2 separate regions of the Homo sapiens genome follow, and region 1 is linked to region 2. Evidence: chromatin loops called from intact Hi-C (ENCODE). Cell type or tissue: heart left ventricle. All regions are shown on one strand. Region 1 overlaps CRADD (CARD and death domain containing adaptor protein). Region 2 has its middle 19 kb from the start of SOCS2.

Region 1 (8,000 bases), 160 kb before region 2:
GAATGAATGAATGAATGGCAAACAAACCAATGAAGACAAGCGCCCTTAAATGTAAATTCCTACTGAGAAGCCACCATCACACACCTGTCTGTGCTCTGATTGGGCATACTGTGAGCAGTAGATATGAAATTGCTGACTGTGGGGTAGGACAAATTATATGTGAAGATTCTAACATCTCAGACATCTTATTTTCTAAAAACAGAAAACGGACACTGCTAACCTAGCTCATTTTTCTTACAAAACAAAAGCAAGAACTAAGAAGATCTCTCATAGTAAATAAAACATGCCTGGATAAAATAAATAATAAGCCTTCTGGATTTATTAGTCAAACTCCTAAAAACATGGCTGATGTTTAAGACCTTCCATAATTGGGCAGAAAAAGTACACTTTCTTCTCCTCACACACACTCTCCCCACAAGTCATACTAAGTAGCTTCGCTCTTTTCCAAGAGAAAACTCATTTATAATTAATTAATCACACAGAGATTAATAAGATAATGGTTTTCTCCTAATTATAACTCCTTTGGCTAACATTTCTGTATTTTTTTCTCTATCCTCTTTACTTTCTTCCTTCCATTTCAGCTGAACATCCTCCCCATACTTTTGTGCTGCTTCTACCTTGGGACCCAGGCTAACAAGTGACTGGTAGTCTCCATGTCTCTGCGGGCTGGGTTAATCCAATTATACAATTAGCAGCCTGACCTTGAAAACCAAACAATACCTTTGCCCTTGTTTGCCACACCCCACCATCAGATGGGAGTAACTGACAAGGTGGTCAGCCCCATGTCAGTTTATTTTGAAAAGAGTAGACTCCCAACAATTTCTATTCCTGGAAGTCCAATGAACAGTCCTTGTTGTTCTCCCATTTTCCTTTGGCAACTTCTGCCTATCTGTGGAATTTATTAATAGCTACATATTTTCCTGTATTTCCTGGTGCTTTTTTTTCTGGAATCAGACTGAGATAGGGTGCCTGTAAACCTGTGTACCAAAGGGATTTTTGAATTGGTTCCTAAAAGAAAAAGTCATGGTTAACAAGTTTCTTTCTTGGCTATAGAAAGAGAGGTGGGGGTAAAGGGAGCAGTAGGACAAAGGAAGAAGAGTGAGCTGGGGAAACGATCCCAGAGGGCAAAGTGCAACAAAGTGGAGAAGAGAAATGATTTCAAAATAGTCAAACAGTATTCTCTGGGGACCAAAATGAAAGATGAAGAGAACCGGTGAGAAAAATAAAGGAATTAGTTTTTTATGCAAAGAATCTAAGAGAAGATTTTTTTTTTCCTTTCTCGAGCTAGTTCTAAGCAAAGAAAGGAAGTTTGTAAACTTTCAAGAAAGCTGGGTGAAGGTTTTATTATTATTCATATATGCAACTCTTTTTAACTGTAATAATTTTACCATAAATTGGTAACAGATTTTTTTCTCCTCTCATGCTATGTTCCCACTCCCCATTCCCCCACCCATCGCTACCTCCAAGGCAAGATTATATCAACAATTACTATTTCTGTGTTTTTTTCCATTCTAGTTACATCATGTCCACTAAAAGTAAACATTTATAACATAGCAAATTGTGTAACACAATACACTTCTCTATTTTGCTGGTCCTCAAAACTTCAAAAGTAATAAAACATTCTACACTTCCAAAAATTAAATGCCTTGGTATTTCAAGTTCTTAGTAGAATGTTTCTTAGGCCTTGAATTCCTGGAAACCTGTGAGGATAGCTCAAAAGAGACAAAATACCACAAAAGCACAACAAATAATGGCTGCAAAATGATTACAAGAACTTATTTCATTTCATAAGATTTAGCTCTGAACAGTCCCAGCCTCAAGTTTCCATACTTCTGTTTCTTATAATAAAATAATATAATAAGACTATATGCTTGAGGTTAAACTGTGTATACCCAGGATCTTAATGAAGCATTCAGATATAAACCAATATAAAATGGTATCAGATTAAAATCTACCAAATCTAAAATTAAATCTAAATTTTCACGTAAATCAAGCTAATAACAAAGCAATTTGCCTTACCAATTGAATAACACCAAACATAAAACCTTCCACTGCATTTAAAACATGAAAACAATTTTGTTTTATTCAAAGCTGTGGTGAACTATAAAGAACCACAAATATTTTAATTAAAAGAATTAAAAGTCATAATTATATTAATAACCATTAATATAAGTCATGGTTACATTAATATTAATATCAGTTAATATTAATATTAATTTAAAAGTCATGGTTATATTAATAACCATTAATAAAATAAGTTATATTTCTTAGTATACCATCAGAAACATTTAGTTATTGACTCAGAGATTTGTGTTTATTTTCTTAAATATTGTGGAGTTTCTACACAAGCCCCCAAATTATCTTTGTTTGATAAACAACATAGTAAGAATAGCAATGGGGAAAACTCTCATGCTCATTGTTAAACATGTGTTCTGGCAGATCTTTGGAATAGATTCTAAACTCTAATCTCAAAACATCTGCATTACTTCCCCACAGGGTAGAGACTGGTTTTAATTCTATATATGGTAACATACCTTTTGGAGCAAATCCAACCATGATAACAGCAGCAATGAGGATTAACTGACATTTCCTTAACGGATAGACTTCATTTCTTAGAAGAAACAAATGTGGGGTGTGAATACACATGACTAAACTCTAATGATAGGAGGAATATACCAAAATATCTGACACAGGGTCCTGTGCCCTCTTCTTCCAATGTATGCTGAGTCCAACCACCCTTTTCTATCTGCACCACTGCCACCCTTGTCCAAGCCATTGTCCCTCACATGGACAGCTACCATAGCCTCTTCAACAGCCTCTCTGATTCCTCCTGGATCCTCTACAATCAATTTTCCTACTCCAAAGCCAGAGGAATTTTTTTAAACTATCTACCAGATGATGACACTCCCCTGCACTTTTTTTTCCCTACCCTTCCTCCTCCTAACAATTCTTTTCCTACAGAAATGGAGAGGCTGAGCAAACAATGTCCTATTGCTATTGTCTCCTTCTTAAGCTCTAATGAGAACCAGGCTAAGAAAAGTTATCTCAAAAATTAGCACATTTTAAGCAGTGATATACTGCTACTCTCAAAATTTGGAACAGAAAAACGACAAGTTATTAAAACCTCATTTCTCCAGAAGCCACATGTCTGATGAGCCCAATTTTCCAGAGCACTGCTGAGAAGAACTAGAGATGGGAGAGATGAAACAGGAGGCTTGTGGGTATCACAAAGTCCATACATTAAACTTCCTTTGTATTTTAGATGAATCTAATAAACTTGGCCATCTATTTTTCTACAGATAACCAGGGACAGTATGTTTTGGGAGATTGGAGACTCTTGGGGCAGCCACATAGGCAGCACTAGAAAATGAACACATAACCTACCAGAGAGAGAAGACAGTAAAACCAAGAAAAACAGGCATGAGAATTCAAAAAATACAATATATGGTCTTCGGCATAATGAAAACTCTACCTGGAGTAGACTCTAAGTGTACTACTATATAACAGCACAATGTTTCCCAAATGATCTTGAGATAATACGAAAATCTTCTAATGCTTTATTAAGAAGATGGGGAAATATACGTATGTTTTAGTAAATTTTCCAACAAAAGTGGTTGGATAGTTTTAAGTGATGGTGCTTAAAAGGTTACAATTCATTCATCCCTTAAATGAAAATTTCACTCAGCCATGACAATGGTAATCAAGTGAACAAATAGACTGGCAAATAAATTAACTGATTTTCTGTTAAACTGAATCATTTCTGTCAGTGGCGGGTTCAGCCTCAAGACAGTGCTCAAGACTTCCCACCTGTAGGTGTGCCAGGAGAATGAGAGATACCTTCCAGTGTGGATGAAGGCTAGGAGGTTGTGTGTCCTGCACTGCCTGGAAGTTCCCTGATACCTGATGTGCCAAGAAGTTAAGGTTTTGTGCCTACATGGCATGTTCTTGTAAGCTCTTATCACTGGACCCATTTCCTCTTTGGATTGTTCCTCCTTCTTCTACTCCTATACAGAAAGGCTTCCTACTGCTTAGAAGGACTTTGCCTTTCTTCATTCAAAAAATATTTATTGAGCATCTACTACACAGCAGGCCCAGTTCTGGATGCTGAGGATGCAGCAGTGAACAAGGAAGGCCCTGGAATAAAACAGCTTAAACCAGCTCCGCTCTAGACCTTAGAGATCCAGGCTCTGTCTTATCTCCTCTCTCTTTGTGGCAGGTCCCTGTGTGGCTTACAAGTGGTCTGGTCCAGTTCACCAGGGCCAGAGTAATGGGCCTAAGTCTTACAACAAAATTTTATTCCTTTTAGTGAGGGTGCTTTCCTAAAAATGGACATATTCACTGGATCATGGCTTAACTAATCTTAATATCGCTGAACTTATGGTGAGTCATTCCCAACATTCACTAACAAGTATTTATTGAACATTTATTATTTGCACTGTAACACACATTTCAGATATATTGGTGAACAAAAAAGAGAAAGATGCCTGACCTGTGCCACTCACTTGGAGGATGAAGGGGCAAATACTCAGTAAGTAATGAACATAAATAAATTTTTTAGTGTTTTAGATAATTATTAGTGCTTTTTTAAAAAGTGCAACAAAGTAAGGGGAATCAAGGATGCCAGGGCTGATTGTAGGCTGATTAAAATTTTAAACCATGCTCAATAAACAAGTATACATTTATGACTTGATATCTTTATCTTTTCTGCTTTCTTTAGAATTGTTCTAAAGATGGATTTAGTTGGGCTTAGAACATGGCCCACACCCACCTAACAGTTCATCTGCCTAAAAAGCAGCAAATTTTCCAAAAATATCCAATCTGTACCTTAATCTTTAAAATAATCATATGCTACTTTTTCTTTTATTGAAACAAAGTTATTTACTTTCTATCAAAATATTACCATCAGAAAGTAAGTTACCTGGGGCAGAGAGGGGCTCTGCGGAGCAAACTAACAGATCAATAAGCATCACTCAACCTGAAGAAACTACAGTATGTGGCTACAGTGCACTGGCCATGAGCTAATGCACTTAGGCTCCTAAATCGGCTGACTGGGATTCCAATGAATTACACCTAAAGGAGGTACGCCTGTGGGGCAGACAAACACCAGATGTTCTGCTCTGAAATGCCTGTCTTATTTGTAAGTTTGTGTATTCATATGTTGGGAGCCCTAGGTTTTGTGATGCTGTTAAACAACCAACACCTGGAACCTGAAGACTAAGCCTGGCTGAGGTGAAAATCATAGGGTAGTTAGTTCCACTGTCATGTAGGGCATATGACAAAGCTAGAACAGAGATTTAAAAAATTTTCCAAATTAGAAGGTGATATAAACCTATGCAGAGGAGATGCAGGACTCTGCTGACATGTGGCCTTCTAAGCCCACCACTCCTTTGTGAGGGATAAGGCAATATTTGGGAACTGTATCTGATATGGTTTGGCTGTGTCCCCACCCAAATATCATCTTGAATTGTAGCTCCCATAATACCCACATGTCATGGGAGGGACCTGGTGGGAGGTAATGAAATCATAGGGAAGGGTTTTTCCCATGCTGTTCTCATGGTAGTGAATAAGTCTCAAGAGATCTGATGGTTTTATAAAGGGCCATTCCCCTTCACATGCTCTCTTGCCTGCCACCCTGTAAGATGTGCCTTTGCTCCTCCTTCACCTTCTGCCATGATTGTAAGGCCTCCCCAGCCATGTGGAACTGTGAATCCACTAAACCCTTTTTTTTTTTTAATGAATTACCCAGTCTCAAGTATTTCTTCATAGCAGTATGAAAATGGACTGATACAGTAAACTGGTACTGGGAATGAGGTGCTGCTATAAAGATACCCAAAAATGTGGAAGCGACTTTGGAACTGGGTAACAGGCAGAGGTTGGAACAGTTTGGAGGGCTAAGAAGAAGATAGGAAAATGTCTTCCTCAGAAGACAGGAAGATGTGAGAAAGTTTGGAACTTTCTAGAGATTTTTTGAATGGCTTTGACAAAAATGCTGATAGTGACATAGACAATAAAGTCCAGGCTGAGGTGGTCTCAGATGGAGATAAGGAACTTGTTGGGAACTGCAGCAAAGGTGACTCTTGCTATGCTTTAGCAAAGAGACTGGTGGCATTTGCCCCTGCCCTAAAGATCTATGGAACTTTGAACTTGAGAGAGATGATTTAGGATATCTGGAGGAAGAAATTTCTAAACAGCAAAGCATTCAAGAGGAAGCAGAGCATAAAAGTGTGAAAAATTTGCAGGCTGATGATACAACAGAAAAGAAAACCCCTATTCTTGGGAGAAATTCAAGTCAGCTGCAGAAACTTGCATAAGTAACAAGGAGCCAAATGTTAATTGCCAAGACAATGGGGAAAATGTCTCCAGGGCATGTCAGGCATCTTTGAGGTAGTCTCTCCCATCACAGGCCCAGAGGCCTAGCAGGAAAAAATGGTTTCATGGACCAGGTCCAGGGACTCCTGCTGTGTGAACCTAGGACTTGGTGCCCTGTGTCCCAGCCATGGCTAAAAAGGGCCAAGGTAGAGCTTGGGTCATGGCCTCAATGGGTGTAAGCCCCAAGCCTTGGCAGTTTCCACATGGTGTTGGTCCTGCAGGTGCACAGAAAACAAGAATTGAGGTTTGGGAACCTCCACTTAGATTTCAGAGAATGTATGGCAATGCCTGGATGTCCAGGCAGAGGTATGCTGCAGGGGCGGAGCGCTCATGGAGAACCTATGCTAGGACAGTGCAGAAGGAAAATGTGGGGTTGGAGCCCCTCACAGAGTTCCCACTGGGGCACTTCCTAGTAGAGCTGTGAGAAGAGGGCCACGCCCTCCAGACCCCAGAATGGTAGATCCACTGATAGCTTGAACCATGCACCTGGAAAAGCCATAGACACTCAACTCCAGCAGTGAAAGCAGCTGGGAGGGGGGCTATACCCTGCAAAGCCACAGAGGCAGAGCTGCCCAAAGTTGTGGGAGACCACCTCTTACATCCAGCAGGACCTGGATGTGAGACATGGAGTCAAAGGAGATTATTTCAGAGCTTTAAGATTTAATTACTGCCCTACTGGATTTCAAACTTGCATGGAGCCTGTAGCCCCTTTGTTTGGGCCAATTTCTCCCATTTGGGATGAGTGTATTTACTGAATGCCTGTACCCCATTGTATGTAGGAAGTAACTAACTTACTTTTGATTTTACAGGCTCATAAGCGGAAGGGACTTGCCTTGTCTCAGATGAGACTTTGGACTGTGGACTTTTGGGTTAACACTGAAATGAGCTAAGACCTTGGGGGACTGTTGGGAAGGCAGGATTGGTTTTGAAATGTGAAGACGTGAGATTTGGAGGGGCCAGGGGTGGAATGATATGGTTTGGCTGTGTCCGCACACAAGTCTCATCTTGAATTTTAGCTCCTATAATCCTCACATGTAATGGGAGGGACCCAGTGGGAGGTAATTGAATCATGGAGGTGGGTTTTTCCTGTGCTATTCTCTTGATAGTGTGAATAAGTCTCACAAGATCTGATGGTTTCATAAAGGGTAGTTCACCTACACACACTCTCTCGCCTGCCACCATGTAAGACGTGACTTTGCTCCTTGATATGGTTTGGCTGTGTCCCCACCCAAATGTCATCTTGAATTGTAACTCCCACAATTCCCACATGTCGTGGGAAGAACCCAGTGGGAGGTGGTTGAATTACGGGGGCGGGTCTTTCCTGCGCTGTTCTCATGATAGTGGATCAGTCTCACAAGATCTGATGGTTTTACAAAGGGGAGTTTCCCTGCACAAGCTCTCTTCTCTTGTCTGCCACCATGTGAGATGTGCCTTTCACCTTCGACTGTGATTGTGAGGCCTCCCCAGCCATGTAAAACTGTAAGTCCAATAAACCTCTTCCTTTTGTAAATTGCCCAGTTTCAGGTATATCTTTATCAGCAGCATGAAAACAGACTAATACACTCTTCCTTCACCTTCTGCCATGATTATGAGGCCCCCCCTGCCATGTGGAACTGTGAGTCCATTAAATC
Region 2 (8,000 bases):
AATAAATTACAAAACAAAAAGACCAGAAAAGAAAGTAAAGTAAAATAAAATAAAACAGCTCATTTTGTTGATGTGACTCTGTAGACTACAATAAGGGATAATCACAAATTAAATGCCTCCCAAAAATGTAGACTCTATTAGATTAACCAAACACAAAGTCAAAAATAGCTATATAACTTGAAGCTCTCAAAAACTACAGGAAGACTATAGATGGTGGTTGTTTAAAATTAAAAAGAAAAAGGAGAGCACGTCTTTTCTTTTGGTCATGAACTAACTGAATTTAACACGAATGAAAGCAGATTTAATCTGTGAGAGGAGAAGGAGCAGGCTCTACTTTCAGTTGGCCGAAGAAAAGCATTCCAGCTCTAGGGGCACAAACACATGCAAGAAATGTGAGACTCAATTTATTTCTCAAAAGGTACATTAAAGTTGACAACAAACTGGCCTGGAATTCTGAAATCAGAACAACAAAGAAGGGTAGAAAGATTGGTCTTTCAACTGAATTTATAGTGACTGGATCTGCAATTTATCTTCAGAAACACGTAAGTCAGGTATCTAAAAGGGGGAAAAAATTCTAAAATGTACCTCCTTTTTAAAAATTAAATCATAAAATTAGTTAAAATATGTGAAGCATTTCCTAAAGTTAACTATCAGTGTGGAACTCAGTAAAATAAATGTCTACTAGAAAAAGAAAAAGCTGAGCATATTTTATTTTCAGTAACGAGTAAGACTCCAAAAGCAAAATCACCCCCCGTCCCCTCACAAATGCTTTTAAGTCGGCAATACTTATGACAAAAAGAGATTGTTTCATTTTGGCAAGATTTTAAGTACCCTAATAAATCTAAGTGTAATACCCATCACATAGTTTACAAACGTAAGGAAGTCAAGGCAATAAAAGAACTCTCAATAAATCCCTACTTTCAAAGTATTGCTGACAAGAGGAATTGGTACCCTATGTTTTGAATTGGATTATTCAATTCGATGTATTAACAAAATGTAGTAAAAACTAGTTCATGTACTGGTTATGTAACCATAAAATTCTTGGTTAATTCTTATTTAAAACACAAAGATCAATGACCTACAAATTCATTTCTTTCCCTGAACTCCCAGTGTTCGAGAGCTGATATTCCCTGACAAACTCCCTTACATAACATTCTTTCTAGTAATGTGGGTCAAACATATATTTATATTATCAGCTGTCAGAACAGAGTTCTCTACAATAAATAAATTCTATACTAATTATCCAGGAAAAACAAGAATTATATCTAAAGAAACAAAGTGAAAATAATAAAAGGAACATGGAGATTTCTTGATTTGGAAAACAAAAATGGAAAAATCCTATCAAGGCCATTAGCAAATTGTTAATTAAATGACACATTTGAGAAAGAATATCTTCTAAAGTCTTAATGGACTCAAAAAATTAAAAGAGTTAGGCAATAGAAATTTAATAGTTAAGAAACATCTTCATTTCACTTTTTAAAAGCTTTTTTACAGAATATGTAAAGAGCTGTAAAAATGAAAGTACTATAATATTGAAGGTCAACTTGAGTCAAAATAAGAAAAGGAGCCTCAGAGTTCAGCTCAACTGTTCTATTGCAATTTTCTATTTTGACATTCTCTGCATTATCCTTAAATTTAAATACATTATTAACTTGAATTCATTGTCTTCTGAATTGGGATTATAAAAATGGATGTGTGTGAAGTGTTAAAAACAACCTGAACTGAGAAACCGATTTGTTCTTCCCTTTTTATTTCAAAAAACAATTTATTTTTGAATTTCTAAAGCAAATAATCATAATCCCCCAGGTGCTTCCTGTCAGTTGTGAACATTCTATTTGGGGACATCATGGAACTGCACATTTTGCCTCCCCTCTCTTCCTGCTGGCTTGTAATGTGTTATGGAAACACTGATTTGAAATTAAGAGTTTTGATTAAACAGGTTTTCTACGCTCTTGATTTATTTCCTTTATTTTAAGGCAGATGCCTCTGTATGGTAACAGTAGCTTACAAAGCCAAAGGGATTCAGACTTTAAATGGGAAATTTATTTTATTTTATTTTAGCGTGGTTCGGTTTGATTTTTGTTTGTTTGTTTTCCTTTTTGCTGACACCCAGATCTTATTCTGACTTGACTTGGCTTCATTTAAGATGAGTTTTCAGGATGAGTGGGCTTGGTCTTACTAGGGTTATTTTCCAGATAAGCAGGTAATTTGGGAAATAAAATACTTGTAAAAGTCCTGTAATTCCCAAAAAGTTGGCTATAATCTAAAAGGTAATTGGGATGCTACTATGATCATTTATAAACAATTTAATAGCAATGTGAACCACATGTTTTTTGAAACATATCTTGGTATCTGGCTTCATCTGTAATAGGTCTTACCTATACAAATCTAAATTAAAATTTGATTTTAATTTAATTCTAATATCTAATTTATTTCTGTTCCTTGTATATGTAAATCAAGGTCAAGTTGCTTCCAGTATCTCAGGCTGAGCCCTATTTGTTTGCTTTTCTTAAACCTCCTTCTCTAACCATAAAAGCTCTCTCTTCTGGAGCTTTAAAGAAGATGCTGTGTTTCTGAGTAGGCGGAGAGCTTTAGGCATTTGGGAGTCATAGCAGATCAGCTATCCCACTGGAGGCAGGATCTAGATATAGAGTCGGGTCAGCGTGATAATAATCTTAGGCAAAGCTAATTCCCTCTCCAGAACCACCTTCCAGTTGTAGGAAATCAGTTTCATTGTTCCTAGAACTGGCCACCCAATCTGGTGTCAGGAGTGGGTGCAGAGGATAACTGGTATGAAAAGAAACAAACACAAAAGGGGAGAGAGAAGGCAGGAAACCAGGATAAGGGGACAGAGAGTAGGGAACTGGAGAAACTTTTACTATAGTTGTGCTTAATCGATGTCCTTTGAACAGAACTAATTGAAGATGATATTATTACACATACCAAAAAAAAAAAAAAAAAAAAAGCTTTCTCAGTCCTACCCTAGGGTTTTTAAAGACAGCTGTCTATGAAGCCACAGTCAAGGCATAGAGCCATGTGCCTGTCCCATAGCTGTGAATGTCTCTGATCAAGGCTGGGACGAAGTTGTTGAGGCCTTTCCACTAGGTTTCTCAGACATCTTTTCTAGAATAGAGATTTAACTTCAAGGGCAATTAATTAGCAAATAAACAAGTTTATTCGATCTCAATGGAAAATATGCTGTTTAAAAATGAACAGTATTTTAAGGAAAACCCTCAGCTATGTGTACAACTTGAAAGACAGAATTTATTTCCATCTGAAATATGCATGGGAACAACCTTTTGGGAATGTGATTTGAAAGTAAATATCTATTAAAATGTTAAGTGCCATGTACCCTTGGGCCCCAAAGTTCCACTTCTAAGAATGTACTCAACATATATGTTCCCATAAGCACACAGCAACAATTAGCACACAGATTTGTACCGCACCGTTGTTTGTAATAGCACGAAACTGGGAACAACCTGTATATCCACTAGCAGGAGACTGATTCAATCAGTAATGGTACATTCATATCATGGAATATTGTGCAGCTGTTGAAAAGAATGAGGCAAAGCCTTATGTTGCCATGAAGATATAAATAGATATATAGAGAGAAAGGTAGACATAGAGAGTCCAAATATTAAATTTTAAAAGCAAATTGCAGAGCAGAAAGTATAGTACAATAATATTTGTGTGTGCTTTAAAACATGATTTAAATAGAGGCTTCGACTGCATTAAAAAAATTCTGGAACAATAAAAAGGAAACTTTTAATAATAGTTACCTCTGGGGAGTGGGACGGGAGTTGGACAATTTTTTCATTTTGTGCACTTCTGAACTGACTAAATTTTGAACCATGAGCATGTTATCACTTTTAGAATAATTGAAAAACTAGCTCCTAAGAAGAGGTTGTATTTACCCTGCATTAACAAAAACAAAAGGGATGCTCTTATCTGGGACAATCTATAGAAGCCACATCCCTGGCCACATTCTCATATACGGTCTAGTGAGACCCTTAAGACTACGTGAAAAGATTAAAATAACCCATGAGATATGCGGCAAAAACATTGCACCCAGCCGTCTGCTCTCAATACCACACTCATCTGGTGCGCTTCCAAAGTGAAACGCCTTGACGTTGGTCAGCCTGTGACCGGCTCCTTGCTGCCGACGCTGGGTTACATAAGGTCCTGGGAGACCCGAGCGGCGCCCCGGACGCGTCTGGGAGGAGCCGCCACGCCACAGCTCCGTGGGGCTCCGCACTCTACCCTGGCCACAGACAAAAAGAACTTCTGCTGCATCACCCCGTGGCGCCAGGATCACTTCCCTCTTGAGAGACAGTGTGTGCACATCGTAGACGCTAGAGCCAGCCCCTGCAGGAACTCCGTTTGAAAATTCTTCAAGGAGAAATAACCGAAACTCTGAGATTCCTCTTGCCGCAGACAGACAGACAGACAGCCACACACGAACGCACACACGCTTTCTCCTCGCTCCCATCTTGTTCATTCTCCCTTAACTAGTTCCTAGAAATATCTAGCCGGGCTAATTCATTTCCGTTCCTTGTATATGTAAATCAAGGTCAAGTCGCTTCCAGTATCTCGGGCTGAGCCTTGTTTTTTTTTTTTTGTTTGTTCGTTTGTTTTTTTTTTAAAAAACACCTCCCTTTCTAACCATAAAAGCTCTCTCTTCTGGCGCTTCATTAGCCTAGTGATTAAATGTCAAGTCTCCCGAACAAGCTGGATTTGAAGGTCTGTAACGTAACTACTTCTTCCAAATCGAAAATGTTTACTCTCCTAAAATTTATATTTCAATAAAGCGTTAAAAAAAATTAGTCATTTTGTTCCAAGAGTGTTCGGAGGCTAAACTGCACTGCCAACAAGTAAAAACTTGTTATCCAGACCATTAGTGTTAAGGGAAAAGCCAGTAAGTTTAAAGAAAAAGTAACTCATCATATTACCAGGTAATCACTCTCATTTCTTCACTAACAATACCTAATTTGCTCTTCAAATAATTATAATATAAATGAAGAAAAGGATTGTACTTTTCATGTGTACACTGGGAAGCTAACTTTTTTTTTTTTTTTTTTTTTTTTTTTTTTTTTTTTTTTGAGGCGGAGTCTTGCTCTGTCGCCCAGGCTGGAGTGCAGTGGCGCCATCTCGGCTCTGCCTGCTGGGTTCAAGCGATTCTTTCTGCCTCAGCCTCCGGAGTAGCTGGGATTACAGGCACGTGCCACCACGCCCAGCTAATTTTTGTATTTTTAGTAGAGACAGGTTTCACCATGTTGGCCAGGATGGTCTCGATCTCCTGACCTCGTGATCCGCCCACTTCGGCCTCCCAAAGTGCTGGGATTACAGGCCTGAGCCACCACGCCCATACGGGAAGCTAACTTTTAATAGTTCGTTTCTCCTAAACTCTGCTCTCCTCTCCAAAAAAACTGTTCTTGTTAGAACAGTAAACAGCAATCAGACTCAAATTAATCCCAGAGTAGTCTCTCTGGTTACCAGATTGAGAAATGTTATTGGAAAATAAAAGGGAAAAAGTGCCTTTTTCTAAAATCTTGGGTGCTAGTCTTGCGTCGGTAGCTAAAACTGTATTTTACTGTATCAGTAATGCTTAAAAGTCCAAATACAGTACTTGCTTATTCTTTTTTTTTTTTGAGACTGAGTCTCGCTCTGTCACCCAGTCTGGAGTGCAGTGGCGCGATCTCAGCTTACTACAACCTCCACCTACCGGGTTCAAGCCTCCTGAGTAGCTGAGATTATAGGCGCGCACCACCACACCAGGCCAATTTTTGTATTTTTGGTAGAGATGGAGTTTCATCGTGTTGGTCAGGCTGGTCTCGAACTCCTGACCTCATGATCCGCTCACCTTGGCCTCCCAAAGTGCTGGGATTACAGGCGTGAGCCACCACACCCGGCCTGGAAGGTCCATCTCAACAATCCAGTACTTTGTCAACCATCTCAGCTTTGCCACTAATGGAAGTGCTGTTAACAGCCCTCAAAACTGAAGTTCCTTTATTTCTTCTGCCACTTGAGAAAAAGTTTTGCCACAAAGTTCTAATAACACTAAGTCCCTACAAATCAACTTGGAAACGTCTACATGTGTTTCTCCTGGAAAAAGTGCCAGACATCAGTTTTATCTGGCAATCATCAAAATACATCAGACTGCAAATCTATATGTTCCTGGACCTCATAAGAAGCACAGTGAGGAATTTCAGCAAGCGAACCAAAGTACTAAGCTACACTGCAACATCTGCAGTCTACAACATGGGCAACAATACTGACATCAACCACTGCTGCCAAGAACATGCAACAGCAAACAAAACAAAACAAAAACAAACAAAAAAAGGGAATGGGGACATTTCAAATCCATATTCTCAATTTCTGGCTTAAGATTACAGCATTATTTAACCCACCATCACTAAACTCACTTTAATAAAAACAATCAGGAAGCCCAAGCATATGGATTTTTTTATTTGCACATTTTGTATTATTTTATGAGAAGACAAATGATAGAACCCATGGGAATTTAAAAAAAAAATTCCCAGAATGTCAAGGTTGGTATAATTTCTGTAACTAGAATATGGTGTACATGGTGACCTCAAAACAGGAAATGCCTTTGAAATCTATCAGTCATGTATTCAACATCAACTGTGAAAAATATATGATGGGGTCGCAGACTGCAAGGCACTGCCTGCCCAGAATCTGCAGTCTAGCTGGAGAAGATAACACTAAAAGAGTTGAGAAAGGTGTAGGACTGGCAGGCACAGAGGAGGGAAGCAAAGGATGGATGTTTTCCGTGTTTTAAACCATGCTGTACGGTAAATAATGATAGCACTGGGAAGAAAGGAACACATGTGGCAAGCATAAGCATTCTGCTCCAGCCAGAAAACTGCTGGAGGAAATGGGGTCTATGCGTACCCCTACCCCTGCTTTATGTCCCTGATCTATCAACAAATTCACTCTGTCAGGCCAGGCGCGGTGGCTCACGCCTGTAATCCCAGCACTTTGGGAGGCCGAGGCGGGTGGATCACCTGAGGTCAGGAGTTCAAGACCAGCCTGGCCAACATGGCAAAACCCCTTCTCCACTAAAAATAAAAAAAAAAAATTAGCTAGGCTTGGTGGTGCATGCCTGTAGTCCCAGATACTTGGAAGGCTGAGACAGGAGAATTGCTTGAACCTGGGAGGTGGAGATTGCAGTGAGCCAAGAACATGCCATTGCAGTCTAGTCTCTGGGCAACAGAGCGAGACTCTGGCTCAAAAAAAAAAAAAAAAATTCACTGTCTCCAGAATTTCTCACAAATTCTTCCAACTCCTCTTCCTCCTTCTCCCCATCGCTGCCTTAGGCTACACTGACCTCCTCAACGATCACGTTCCTTTGGTGATGTGAGTTTTGACTCACATCCTCTGGTGTGTTGAGTTTTGACTTTTTTTATGGACCCCTTCTCAGAATACTGTGCTTAAATCATAAAATAAAAACAAAAGATACATTATATTAAAATGTAAATATCAAATTATTTTTTATATTTGTCACACAGTTATATATGTTCTTTATTAATTCATTAAGTAACAATTTATGGCAGTGAGTCTAATATCTATAATAATTTCAGTTTAGTGATAAGTGTAAAAGATATTTTGAAATACCTACAACAACTGTAATATGCTATCAGAGCATTTCTACTGGTGATAAACTCACATCTTCTGTTAATTCTACTGTGATCCGTTGCCTAGATTCTTATTTGAAGGAAATGCTAAATTTCAGTTTAGAGGATAGTGAAAATGACAGTATAACGCTTTTTTCCAATCCAAGTTCACAGATCCCAGACATCTTATCCATGGGTCCCTTGCAAGTCTAGGGATAAAGTTCAGAAGCCCTGATCTCAGGTCACGTCCCTCCAGAGCAGCCTCCATATTGCCACCAAATCTGATGCGGTCACTCTGTTGTTCAAAAGCCTTCGATAGCTCCTTCACTTCCCACATAAAATACAAACTCTTTTGAGAGGCAGGCA

What was found. Peaks named below come from ENCODE experiments on the same cell type or tissue, not always from the same donor. Only the 100,000 strongest peaks of a DNase experiment are listed, where the experiment ranks them.
Region 1: a loop joins it to region 2, with 2.5 times the contacts of the local background. A loop is called at or near these places in 27 of 110 quality-filtered maps.

Annotation. Positions count from the first base shown.
Region 1 is chr12:93,752,698-93,760,697 of GRCh38, reverse strand. The region is part of intron 2 of CRADD (CARD and death domain containing adaptor protein); the gene reads right to left. Among named protein-coding and RNA genes, the nearest start is that of CRADD-AS1, 19 kb to the right of the region's middle. In heart left ventricle, no CTCF peak of the experiment used is centred here; no DNase peak of the experiment used is centred here.
Region 2 is chr12:93,587,883-93,595,882 of GRCh38, reverse strand. It overlaps a transcript of SOCS2 not described here. Among named protein-coding and RNA genes, the nearest start is that of SOCS2, 19 kb to the right of the region's middle. RefSeq lists an enhancer at 4,203-4,762. In heart left ventricle, no CTCF peak of the experiment used is centred here; DNase peaks (open chromatin) are centred at 4,242 and 5,150; H3K4me3 peaks cover 5,171 bases; H3K27ac peaks cover 5,700 bases.